Linked DNA regions of Mus musculus: region 1 is linked to region 2. A link is a contact called in ENCODE Hi-C data. All regions are on one chromosome and are shown on one strand. Each heading gives the region's core, a stretch centred on a gene start or an enhancer-like site at or near the end of the contact. The rest is flanking DNA. Distances are from core to core; before and after follow the strand shown.

The links. Hi-C counts contacts between places; a loop is a spot of excess contacts on that map.
Region 1: a loop to region 2 is called in a map of gastrocnemius, with 2.3 times the contacts of the local background. The contact joins the promoter of Adprhl1 here to the enhancer-like site in region 2. A Hi-C loop is called at or near these places in 4 of 37 maps with a recorded cell type or tissue (T-helper 1 cell, gastrocnemius, regulatory T cell and 1 more).

Annotation. Positions count from the first base shown.
Region 1 is chr8:13,252,612-13,259,238 of GRCm38, reverse strand. It overlaps Adprhl1 (ADP-ribosylhydrolase like 1), which reads left to right and starts at 5,077. Exons shown (of 7, transcript NM_172750.4): 1 at 5,077-5,421. The coding sequence starts at 5,211. Dcun1d2 (DCN1, defective in cullin neddylation 1, domain containing 2 (S. cerevisiae)) reads left to right here. Exons shown (of 7, transcript NM_001024504.2): 6 at 196-292; 7 at 1,263-3,276. The coding sequence ends at 1,342.
Region 2 is chr8:12,992,688-12,999,297 of GRCm38, reverse strand. Mcf2l (mcf.2 transforming sequence-like) reads right to left here. Exons shown (of 31, transcript NM_178076.4): 5 at 5,350-5,469; 6 at 2,572-2,688; 7 at 1,903-2,052; 8 at 805-929. Among named protein-coding and RNA genes, the nearest start is that of F7, 30 kb to the left of the region's middle. Within about 2 kb of position 2,639, at least 1 of the 3 ENCODE cell types and tissues checked has a DNase peak (open chromatin) inside an H3K27ac peak, as active enhancers do.

The DNA of each region.
Region 1 (6,627 bases), core at 3,828-6,327, 260 kb before region 2:
CCTCATTTGGACAGATGGCACCTAGCACGTACCGTTGATGGACGTCCGTTGCCTTTCCTTGTGATGGTTTTGCGTTTGCGCTCCTCCCTACGTTCAGGAGAACCGCTTCCTGACGCAGTGTGCCCTGCCCACTGTGATATCTGAGAGCTGAGATCTGAACCTTAACCTGGTGGATGTTTTTCTCTTATGTATTAGGAGCATCACAAAAGATCAATTCCAAGGGATACTTGGAACCTTCTCCTAGATTTTGGAAACATGATTGCAGATGATTTGTCTAACTACGATGAAGAAGGTACTAGAAGTTGTAGGATTTCACAGGGTTACCAGAGATGCTCACACACCCTACGGATGCTACTTGACTAGCCCCAGAGTGCGGAGCAGACACTGACCCAGAAGGGCTGCCCACCCACAGGAGTTAAGAGCAGTGTACTGGCTTACTGCCTTGTCAGCCCCTGTAGCCACATCAAACCTGGGTAGCATGACTTGCACATGCTGTCATAAGTCTAGACATGTTTTCCCTGATGCCAGAGAACCTCACATCAGAGACATCCTCCCACAGTAGCACTGCTCCCCAAGAGAGGTGTCTGGTCCAGGTGGCTGCTCTCCCCTCTAGGTGTAGCTCCAGGATTTTGTCCAGGACGCCCTCATCCCTCATGCCTGTGGACAGCACCTGTCACTGACAGCATCTGTCTCACATCCTGTCCCTCATCTCTGTGACCTCCCCGCTCAATGTCCAGCTCATAGCCAGTGCCTAACGAGAGCATGTGGAAATGAAGAGATAGTTGAATATAGACAGCCTGGTTTTCAGGAGCCATGACTGTCTGCCAGAAGCCAGCTAGCATGAGAGGCAGCACGTGCCGGTGCAGCGGAGGAGCCCGTGAGCTGTGGTGTTCTGCACTGGATATACTTGGGGTCTCTGGTAAGGAGTCAGAGGAAGAGTGCCCATGACTAGGGATTAGTGCTCCCGGGCATTGCTTCCTTCCCAGTCTACAGAGTCTGACTGACTGCCTATGAATCGGCTGAGGCCTGAGAAGCCACCATGTAGGCATGATCAGTGAATGTGGTCTCGAGGACATCAAGCCCACCACTCACTCACCCTATTTCCTGGAACAGAAGTGACTCAGCGAGTCATGTGATCAGACACAAGTTGCATAAGCTTCAGATTCCTTTGTTTCTTTAGATGTTAGAATGGGGAAAGAATATTTTTAATATAAAAATACTGGCATGAGACTTATTTTAAAAATCTGTTTGTTTCCCTTTAGGAGCATGGCCTGTCCTTATAGATGACTTTGTAGAATACGCACGGCCAGTGGTCACAGGCGGGAGACGCAGCCCTTTCTAGATGGAAAAGCCGGATGGCGGGTAGGATGGGCGTGTCTTGGAGGAGACAGCTGCGTGGGTTGCTGTGTGCATTTGTCGCTGACCTCAGAGTCTTCCTCGTCCACTCATGAAGCAAACCCTTACTCTGCTTAAAGGCTGCAGTGGCTGACGTGCAGACACACAGAAGCGCCTCGGGACATCGGGGACATGGGCAGACCTAGTGCTTTAGAAGCCGCCTGCATGACTTGTCTTTAGAGAAAGCAACGTAGACCCTGTTCGCAGGGCTGAGAGCTTGCTGTCCAGCTCCTGACGTTACGGTGAGCACCAGCCGTTTCCAAACTGGAATCATGTTACAGTTATGCTTCAAAGCAGCACCTGTGTCCTCAGAATGACGTATCTTTTACACAAGTCCAAGCTGTTAAACACACGCCTCAGGAAGGTGGCCTTGCCCGAGAGCCCACTGCTTTTAATCTTGGTATTCAAGATGGATAGTTTTGAATTATCAAATCTCTAGATTTACTAGATGCTTTGCTTTCATTTTCTCTAGAAGAGACTGTTGCAGTTTGCACAGGGTGGCTGGCACAGGATAGGTCCAGCAGGTTCATATCCAACTGTTGACAAGCTGGTCGGCCAGTTCACTTCTAATGAGGTTATCACTATAGGCCTGGATGCTGCCTCCTGAGAAGTTTCTTATTTTTTTAATATATTTTATATTTAAAAGGACGTTTTCCATGAGAAACACTTCTTTTTGAGTGATGAATTAGATTTACAAATCAGATGCACCAGTTCCCGTCACCTGTCTATGATGTTTTCAGTGCCCAGTGTCCAGCCCTTCGAAAGCCATATACATTTGGAAGCAAACATACGTCATCCAGAAGGAATCCACACCCAAAGCCCTGTCTCACCTGTCTGCGCCTGGGTCTGTGCCGTGTCACCGTGCCGTGTCACCATCTGCTTTTCCAGTGTTTTTCTGGTCAGCGTGCACTCATGCACACAGGCATAGAGGGCCTGGATCCTACCTGCTCATCTGGTGTCAAGCTTCGAACATCACTGTGCTGACCCTACCTCACACTTGCCAAGACTTGGTGTCACACGCGTGCCTTGCTGCCCAGCCTACAGGGCCGTGGGGCAGATATGCTGGGCCCACTTCAGGACAGGGGACTCGTCAATGCCTAAACACAGAAAGCATGCCCCATATGTGCTGTAGGGCAGCTCCTGGTACTGGGGCCTGCTCCTGGGGTAGGAAGCAGCTCTGAGGCATGCGTGCCCTACGAGGTGGACATTGCTAATGAACGGGAATCTCACAGGAGGTGGAGGGTCAGAACTGGAAACCAGTCTCCACAAAGCCAGCCCCTCGGTGCGTGAGATGACATCACTAGTGGCCTGTCAGCGCAGGTCTGTCAAGGGACAACCGGGACATCTTTGAGAGCGTACGTAACCAAACTGACTTAGTGAAAACCTGGAAAACAACTTCCTTCCAGGCTTTGTGGGTTCCTGACTTGTAGTTAACTTCTGTTCAGAGAAGTTTATAGATACAAAGAACTAAATCTTGAAGGTCTGCAATACATTCTTATTTCTAAGATTTAACATTCTTCAGGGAAAGGAGCAGTGATATGATTGAGCAGGTGAAGGCATGTGCTGCCCAGCCTGAGTTCAGTCCCTGCGAGCCACGTGGTGGAGGGGAGAAGTGACTTCTCCAGTTGTCCTCTGACCTCCACACATGTGCCATGAAATGCATGTACTCCCCACACACATGTACTCACACAGTAAAACAAATAGGCAAACAAGCATAAATAAGTTAAGTTCTATGGGATTGTCAATAGGCTGTGACATACCAGTAATTGATAAAGGCTTTTTAAACAATTGTGCTTTCTGTTCTCTTATTTACACTTGAATTGTGCATGTTACAGAAATGCTGAAAACTTCAGACATAGTAAATAAAATATTTTCCCTGGTGTTGTGATGTCCTTTATTCTTGGTTGCACAAATACCTACCTGTGCACATCAAGGTCCTGGGCTTTGTCTTGGAGCAACAGAAAGAGCCTCTGTAGTGACAGCAAGCAAGCCCTTGCCACATTGCATCCTCACCAGGTAAGTAGCATGTTGGAGACAGACAGACAGCTCCATCCCTCCAGGTCGCTTTCTCTGCCCAATATGCTGGAATGTGGGGGCCGTCTATCAGAATATGCTACTACAGCTAAGATTATATCTAGAACATATTTACCCAACACCACAGGTTTAGGAGATGCATGTAATCTGTTCCACTTCCCAGAGGAGACAGCATACTCCTTGTCTAAGTGACGTAGGTGCTGAGTTGTGGTAGTTTAAATGTTCAGTGCAGTTCATACTTGATGCTCTGTGGGCGCAGAAGTCAACTTCCCAGCTTCTTTTGCTGTGCCTAGCATCCTGTAACAGAAGGGGCTCTGTGAATGTCAGGTAGACAGACTAGTGAGGCAGCCTTATCTTGTGTGTGATTTTGACCGAATAGTGTAGAAGTGGTTTCCAAACATCCACAACAAAGCCTCTCCCAAGAGTCCTTGGACCTCACTCCTTGAGCCAGGTCACACTTGTCCATAAGTTGGTACACCGTAAGTGGGAGCTGGCTCCTGCTGGCTTCTGCTGTTTGTCTGTCTGGATGGGAGCTATGTACCTTCTGGATTTGTGGGACTGCTTCAGACTGAGAGTTGGGCCAGCAGGAAGGGCGTCTTGTTACACACTAAAGTTCTTTCCAATTGTATTCTAAGTCCAAGTGATGCACTGCCAATTCTGGGTGACAGATTTACGTCACAAGAGGGCCAGCAATGTCTGAGGCTGCAAGGTTTGTGCTTGAGACAGGGTATAGGGAGGTGGTTGACCTAGGTCATTTCAAACCAAGAAGCCTGGCTTTATAAAGTGCACCTATCCATCCTCATTATTTAATAATTCCATGAGCAGGCAGTGATGTTTACAACAAGTGAAGTTTGTTTGTATAGACACGCATCACTAAAGGTTAGCACTGGAGCCCCTTACTGGACACTAAGTTGTGAGAGAACACTTTTTCACAGGAGCTGGGAGTTCTCGTTCTTGTAAGGTTTTCTCTCATGTCATGGTTTTAATGGAACTGAGGATCAGACCAAGGGCCTTGTATACATTAGGTAACATTGCTCTGTCGGGTCTACTGCAGCCCACAGCCCTCAATTTTATAATAAGGGATGGGTTTTGTTTGTTTTTTGTTGTTGGTTTTTTTTTTGTTTTGTTTTTTTTGTTTTGTTTTTGAGGCAGGGTTCCTCTGTGTAGCCCTGGCTGTCCTGGAACTCACTCTGTAGACCTGGTTGGCCTCAAACTCAGGGATCCACCTGCCCCTGCCTCCTGAATGCTGAATGCTGAAACTAGAGGCGTGTATCACCACTGCCCAGCCAGAAAAGTTTTCTAAAAGCATAAAACTACAATGGGTGGGCCTCAGTTTTATGCTGAGTGAAAGAGGGCAGACAAGAAGGGGCAAAAGGAGTGTGTCTGTCTGAAGGTAGGGCAGAGCAGATGGTCAAGGAACCGGGATGGAGCAGTATGTTCTCATTGTGGTATGTCGCTCTGCCAGCAGGGGGCACAACTCACCAAGGTGCTGACAGAGTAGCACAGCTCACGGGCTCTGAGCTGGGCTGAGCTGGCTGGGTGTACACTGGTGCCAGCAGACTCCTTTGCTGGAGAGCCAGCGTGTCCCAAACAGCTCCCACGTGGTGAGCTCTGAGCCTTTATCTCATTGGTGCCACCTGCCAAGGCAGGGAAGGAACGCCTGGTCATTTGGAGAGTGCTGGATGGTGATACAATGACCAGTATAAATGTCAGCGGGGCTGGCTAAGGGTGGCCAGGAGAGGACAAAGGCAACCGCAGGGTAAGAGGGGTCACCTTCCAAGATGGAGAAGTTCAAGGCTGCAATGCTGTTGGGGAGTGTTGGAGATGCCCTCGGCTATGGAAACATCTGCAGGGAGAACAGCGTTTTAGGCTCAATCCAGGAGGAGCTGCAAAAGACAGGGGGGCTGGACAGCCTTGTGCTCTCACCTGGGAGGTGGCCAGTGAGCGACAACACCATCATGCACATGGCGACTGCTGAAGCCCTGACCACAGGTAGGACTGACTGGCGTATTCGTGGCTCCAAGTGTGCTGGGGTAGAAAGACAGGCCACCTGGGTTGATAGCAAACCAGTACCAAGAACCCTGAAGGTGGTGTCTTAGAGCCCTGTGTTACCTGACACTGTTGCTGAAGGCAGGGATTTAATATTCCCCCAAGACCTGGAGCCTGAGAGGCAGCGGGCAGGTCATGTTTCTCCTGAGTGTCTTTAGGGGACAGCAGCCCTTGGCAGATAATTAAGCTCCTGGTTCTGAACAGTGTTCGCTTGTCTCTGTGTTAGGTGAGCAACCCTCTAGGAGCTGCTCTGCAGGGCGGGGCAGGGGTGGGGGAGACAAAGCACAGACAGACATAGGTGCACTGCAGAGGCTGAGCATCTTATTCTAAGTCTATAAAGAAGAGCTTGAAATGTGGGCCCACTGAGATAACATTGTTTGGGGGTGGCATCTCCGATCCAAATAATTAAGGTTGAGCTGTCTGTCCGAGCGATCCAGTTTGGGCGTAATTTATGAGTAAATTGTCTAAGGAAGAGTTTTGGACATGGAAGAACAAAGCTTGTTTCCTAAGGAGCTAAAATCAACAAAATGTTACCTGGATTTCAGAGACGCGCCCATATACAAGCGCCGTGTGTCTTTTCTCGACACAGTGTGATGGTAATACCCTGCAGGTCTGGCATGCCATCGTTGCAAAACTGAGGCCTGAGGCCAGCAGTTGAGCCAACAGACCCCACATACGCATTCCCTGCTCTGTCCGTCTGTCGTGAGCACGCCCAGCTTAGTTCTGTGGTCACTGTATAGGAATGCCACCAATGCCGTGTCTCTAAATAGAGCAGACACACATTGATAAGATATGGTGTCACAGCTTGTTGAAAATGGTGAAGCATCTTTCTGAGTGTACCTCATGATGAAACGCAGGTATTTATGGATTCTGTGGTCATTGTATAGGAATATCATCAACTTGCCCCTGAATAACGAGGCAGAAGAAAGCACACTGCTGAGGTGCTTTCACCACACTACGGGGATCGAGATGCTTCGAAAGTATTATGAATTCCAAATCTTTATTTCCTCTCATATTTTGGGGGCATACTTATCTGCTTTTATGGTCGATAGTACAGCTCAGAGCACACCACAGCTCACAACCTCTGGAGAACAGGACTTAAAACTACAGTCAGAAGCCGGGCGTGGTGGCGCACGCCTTTAATCCCAG
Region 2 (6,610 bases), core at 1,390-3,889:
CCTTAGGATTACTTCTTGCTAAAGGACTTTAAACAGAACCAACCAGTACCACCTTGTTCTCACCCTTTACCTAGTCTTGGAGGACTTGATAATTTTTCCAGGGTGATGGTGGCTAGATCTCCTGCTAGGGAGCCTTGGTAACCTACTATGTGCCTTTCCTATACTCCCAATACAACATGCCTGCTCTGCATACAGCCACAGCCTGTGGGGGCGAGCACCAGGTGAAAGCCAGAGGCCAAGAGCCTGGCTGCCTACCACTGGGTTTCTGGATAAAATTTGATGCATCCAGGTACCCTGAGCCTGTCCTGTAGGTGAGAACAGCATCCCTCGAGTCTACAGTGTGATAAGGAGGCAGATAGGGCTCTCAATGTGTCAAAGCAACAGGGAGCACTAGTGGACATTGACAGATGGCACCCTGTCCTGTGTTGTGTTATAAACTTGGAGAACCAGTGAGAAAGACAGGCAGTAGCTTTACTGTGATAGTAAAACATATGCCTGAAGACACAAGGCTAGAACACAGGCACCCTGAGCTACTCTCCTACGGTGCACTGGGGATGTGGGAGGCATTCGAATCTAAGGTGCTCTGCTATTGTTGCTGCTGAACACTTTCCCAACTGTGAAACTGTCTGTTCTTGAACTCCCCCCTCCCCTTCTTTAGCATGGGAGGCTGGCCAGAGGGCTACCTACTTGGGATCTGTTGCAATCGTTTTGGCTGGTAGTCGAGTGTTTTCACAGTGGCTATGTATCTGTGGAAGTCTTGCACCTTGGCCAGAGCACGGGAGGGCAGGCAGGTGTGGGCCTTACCTCTGCACGGTGGCCTGATTGTCCAGCTGGTCCTGGTTCACACTGTGGGCCGCGCTCTCAGCCAGTGGCTCTCTGAGGCTCTCCAGGATGCTGTTCCCCTCCTTCAGTGCTAACTGCAGATCTTCCTGCGGGGGTGGGGGTTGGAGAGAGAGAGAGGGAGAGAGGGAGAGAGAGAGAGAGAGAGAGAGAGAGAGAGAGAGAGAGAGAGAGAGAGAGAGAGAGAGAGAGAGAGAGAGAGAGAGAGAACACAGGGTTTGCACTGCAGCCAGCTGGCTGGGCTCAGGTCTCGACAGTGAGTAGGTGGGGCTAGCATGGGGTGGGAACACTGTGCACTGTGGGTGATCACACAGAGCACTTAAAACTGTCGAGGACACTGTATACTTATATATGATCCTCAAAGAATTAATTTAAAAACAAAAACATACACTAGCAAGGATGGCACCACTGCTGCTTGCTGTGGCAAAGCTAGGGTTCGGGTCACTCGGGGCACGGGGATGAGGTCAAAAGCAACTTTTGGAAACCCGACTTTTGCGCATCTCCTATAGCTGGCCTTTTACAGGCAAAAGCCATTTCGAAGGTGTGAGAGACATGCCTTGCAGAGATGGGGAATTATCTTCAGGACACGACAGCTTACAGCCACCCAGACCCTGCCATGTCAAAGCCATCAGTGATGCAGGATGTCTTGACCCCAGAAAGCCATGGGAGCTTGTAGCACAATGGTATTTTATGCAGCAAATTCAACCACAACTCCATCAGTCACCCGTGAGAGGAACTGGCAGACGCCCTGCCTGGTTACACTGGAGCTGCCCGGCCCCCTACAGGGCACACCCACCAGAGAAGTGCTCTGGTCTTGGCTTTGGACAGACTCTGAAGCCCCCCAGGTTTTCTGGGCTCAAGGGTGCTGTCCATCCACGCACACACATTCTAACAGGGCTTGTCTATGGGGCTTTGACAGGGCTATGGCCAGTTCTCAGTGTCCTATCAAGAGCCCCAGAGACACATTTACTTCTGGCCCTTCCGCGTGGCAACTCATCTGACATCTTGTGTCTAGGATCAAATTGCCCTGCTCTGAACCCCAGCCCCACAAGCCACACTCACCTTCACTTTGGCCTTCTTCTCTGTGTGTGCGCTGAGCACCAGGCTGGTTGACTGGACGTCATTCGGCAGCTCTGTTTCAGCCAGCTCGGTCCCAAAGGCCTGCAGCATCTGGGCTGTCTGCTTCACCATCAGGGCGAAGCTTTCAATTGCCTGGGGAGGAGGGAGAACACGGTCACAGAATCCTGCACAGGGCCGTGGCAGCCTGCAGCTCTGAAAGCTGACACCATGACTGTTCTTGGAAAGGAGAGGGTGGCCCCCAAGCCCTGTAGACACACGGGTGCCAGCAAATACCTTCTGGTGAGTGTCTCAACTTAACGCTCCTTCAGAAATGTACAAGGCAGGCTTTGCAAATATCCCTGTCGCCCGGGGTCATTCTGTACTCAGGGTGTCCACCTCCAGCTCCTTGATAGGAGACTTGTGAGTGTCCAGACCACAACACAGAGCTTGGCAGGGTTTTTTTTCCCTCTAAGCTCAGAGAGAGCCGCACCCAGGGTCATTACTCATGGTCTCTCTTTACAGTGACTAAGGTCTACAGAGACCATCTCCTCATTCTTGGGGAAGGAACTTCATGTGAGCGTGTTTTTAAAAGGCAGTGTTGTCATGTGAAAACTATTCTGCCGGCCTATGAAGTAATGAGAACAGGGCTGCAGAGCACCCAGGCCCACTCACTGTGCGGTGGCACAGCCACCTGGAGTGGCAGTAGTCCAGGGTCCCCCCGAGGTCCTCGGTCAGCTGCGACTTATCAATGTAGCCGTGTAGTTCTGGCACTGAGCTTAGCATCATGACCTGTGAGAGAGGGGAGCAGCATCAGGCACCCTGCCCCGGACGTCACAGTGGCTCTGGCTTCTGACTTGAATGGGGCCAGCTCCGCCCTCTGGTCGACAGGCCCCATGCAAGCCTCTTATTCAAATTGTTCCTTGGTTTCCTCATCTATACGATGGGCACATTCTGACAGATCTCACTGGGAGATGGTGGGGACTCAGTGAGGCCACTGGACATGAGCCACGGGTGGCAGTACTTTCTCTGGCAAGGAGCTCAGTATGCTGAGGGAATAGAGTTTTGCTTCCTAAGAAACCAGTTTATGCTGGTTCCTGATGAGAACGCCACTAACATCATTTTAGGCACTGGTGAGAATCAATTTAGCAGCAGAGCCAGACAGACTCCCCTCTCATTAGATTGACAGTTCCGAAAGGGTCCTACTTTGTGTGGTCGCAGCAGCCAGCCAAGCTCTTCATCTGTAGCTGGCCCTCACCTTTCTCTTGTCCTTTCTGAGGCCATTCTACCATGAGTTTTAGATGAAAATAAAGACTTTGCTTTGTAAGCTGTCAGGCAGATACTACAGAATAAACTTCCAAAGGCTCGGTGCAGATGTTATTTGATACCCTGACATCTATTATTCAACACTGAGTCAGTGTAAAGCGGGGGCTCTCTACTGGGGATGTCTAGAGACAACCTGGTTGTTACAATAGAGAAAATGCTCTGGTGACTTCTGGGCGGAAGTCAGGGTTGCTGGGAACCGAGTTTCCCAGCAAGGAGCCATTCCCAGTGCTGAGAAGCAGTCTAGATGTTAGGTCCCCACTGAAGTACGACGGCCAGATACAAAAGCATTAGACTCTCAGTTTGAGCTGGAAAACAGAGTTCTCACAGAGCTGCTCCATTTTCTCTTGGTTCTTCTAATAAATGTATCCACATGCTGCCAAGCAACCTTGGCTCATAGCCAGTAAGCCAAAGACGGATTGGGTAACTCAAGGAAGCCTCTATCCTTAACCTTAGTACGTGTGTGTGTGTGTGTGTGTGTGTGTGTGTGTGTGATACATTTCCAATCATAACAGAGAAGGTGAGGAGCCCAGAGTGCTTCTACAGAGCTCTCTTGCCATGAGATCAGTAAAGTGGAAAAGGTATCAGATACCTTCTAAAAGCCAAATTCTCCGATAATTCTAGAATTTATCTAAGATTGGTCTGTGAGCTTACTGGTGCCAGGACAGTTTCTGTAAACCCATTTTAACACCTATTAACATAATACGATGAAATAGTTTTATAAAAGAGACCACACACTATCATAGATGGCCTCAACCTTATTTTCCCATCACGTTCAGAAGTAAGGGAAACTGTTGTTAGTGTGGCTTACTTGCTGAAGGTGGGGAAGGGCCAGGCACATTGACGTCATCTGATCATAAGAGGGGAGGGGCAGAGTGTCACTCCAGCATCCATGGGGCTCAGTAGCAAGAGCTATGAATGTGTCTCCCATATCTAGTTTGGGGATCAGGACTTGACCTCTAGCTAGGTGATCAATTGCAGAGAGTGGTTCTGTCCTTGACTAGGTCTAAGAAGTGGGCTGTCTAGAAAGAGATGCCATGAGACATGGGGTTGAGTATCTTCCCATAGACCTGGGGGCCAGTTATTCTCGGAGCTACCAATTCTCGACTCTTAGAGAGTCACAGTCACCCCTTCAGGACTTGGGGGGGGCTGAGCATTCTTCCCTAGCCATTACTCTGATTCTTGAGGAAGACTGCTGTAGGGGCAGGGCAGGGTGGGTAGCGAGCCCAGCCTCCATTGTTGCTGCTTTGAAGGGCTCTAGCCAGTCAGGGAGCTGGTGTGAGGGGTGGACAGAGGCTTTAGACAGTTGGGAAAGAGAAGGTATCCGCCACCTGAAACCCGAGACACAGCAGACAGCATTGTGGACAGCGACCAGCCCAAATTCTATTTCCAAAAGCCATCTGGGTGACACTGCTGGTGTGTGTGTGTGTGTGTGTGTGTGTGTGTGTGTGTGTGGGTCCCACAGCCTGGCAAATGGTCCCTGTGCTCCCATTCTCTTTGTGAAAAAGAACCAGACTCCTAGGGTCACTCTCTGGCAGCTCCTGGGTGCCAGGAGTCACGGCTGTGAAGTGTGTGCTTTCAGGAACTTTATCTTGGTTTATCTTGGTCTTGGTTTTTGAGGGGAGTAGAGTACCACGAGGGTCCTTTCTCAGTGGGGGATGAGAAGGGCTGACCCATGCTGGTGGGAGACATGGAGGTAAGGGAGGAACTCCCCTGCTGGGTTGCGGCTGGCTGAGGTCCAGCACATGTGTGGCTAGCAGCTTAGGTGCCCTCCATGGCCTCAGGACACACAGATGCCCTCCACCAGCCTCCCTTTCTCTGAGATGTTTGGGGTGTGCCCCTCACAGTGGGCTGGCATAGGACAGTAGGTGACTTACAGTATTCTGATGCAGTTATCCCCTGGGACCTACCCAAGGCTGTTGCCTTGAATGGATGGACCACTAGCTTGGGCGGGGCAGGGCTCAAGGGAAGTGGAGCCCACTAAGCTTCCACTGCCAGAGCTCAGGGGCAGTGTTGCTTCCAACCAAATCTCTGGGGTTTTATTTGCTAGGTCACTTTGTGAGACTTTACCACATGCCAAGAATGTACTTAAAGCTCGCTTCTGCTGACACGGCTCAAGCGAGCACTCACCGGCACTTTCATCTTAAACTCATCTCTGTTGAACTTGAAGGCAATGTCCGAGAGAGTCCTCTGGAAAAAGCCCGTGGGCCGAAGAACAAGGACAAGCTGCAGGTTGGCTGGGAAAGATGCCTGCAAGACACAAGGAGGGCCTGGAGCATTTGCCACGTGTGGCCTAGGCCATGCAATGGGCCTGCCACTGCAGCTGACAGTGGGGCTTCTGCATCGACACTGTCAAAGGGTGATCCACTCCCAGTGTGGAGTACTCAGAATGGACTCATATGGAGCAAGGCTCTTCCATACTTCAGGCACCCGAATCTCAGACTTCCAGCCTAGAGAATATGTATCTGTTGTTCAAGCCACCCCACCTGTGCCATCTTATCACTTCAGCCACAGGGCACTAATGGACTCATAAAGAAAAGAGGAAGCAAGAAGATATATTGTGTAGCACCTAGAACCAAGATCAATATAAGCTCCCCCAGCATGCACACACATATACACAGCCTTGAATAGCTAATTCAGCATTTGTGGTTACTCCTTGCCTCTTGCGAGGTGTTTGACCTTGCATAAGTTAGTGCCTATGTTTTCCTATCTGCAAAATGGTGACTGAAGCTGATGCCTGCCTCGTTACTGATTATGGGTGAGGGAGTGAGTCCAGCTCATGTGGTCCTGGACACCGGGACCTCCCACCCGGGAAAGTGTGTATCAGCGCCCATCCCTTGCAGCTGGACTTCCATTTAGAGAAGTGGACACTGGCCTTGCCCTGGAAGAAAACGTTCTTTTGTTGCACCTCGGGCCCTTGGTTCTCACAGGGCCTGCGACATGGTGGTGCTCGCCTATTTCATGCTTTTCAGTCATAGGTAGGATGAGAAGCAGGGGCTGGGTCAGGGCTCCTTCTTCAGGAATGAGAGGCAAGGTGCTGGGAACGACTGAGGTCCTGTTGCAGACAGCACCCTCCAGTTCATACTCTTGCCCCAGTGGCCTGGCATGCCCCTGCCCTGCCATGGCGAGGTTGCTAGGGCATGCCTCCGCCCACAGCCTTCCTATACGCTGCAGGCACATGTCCAGCTGCTCCCTCCGGAGGCAGCTATGCACAGGCAGTGCCAGTTATCAGACTTAGTCCCTGATGCCTTGGGTGAAGACGAATACTCAGACTCAGGACAGAACACAGCCCTGCAAAGGCAGAAGCCGGGGGCAGACTCTCTCTGGGCAATGTCACACAAGGGTTGTTAGTCTCGTCCTCTCTGTGAAATCGGACACCACTATTTAAGGA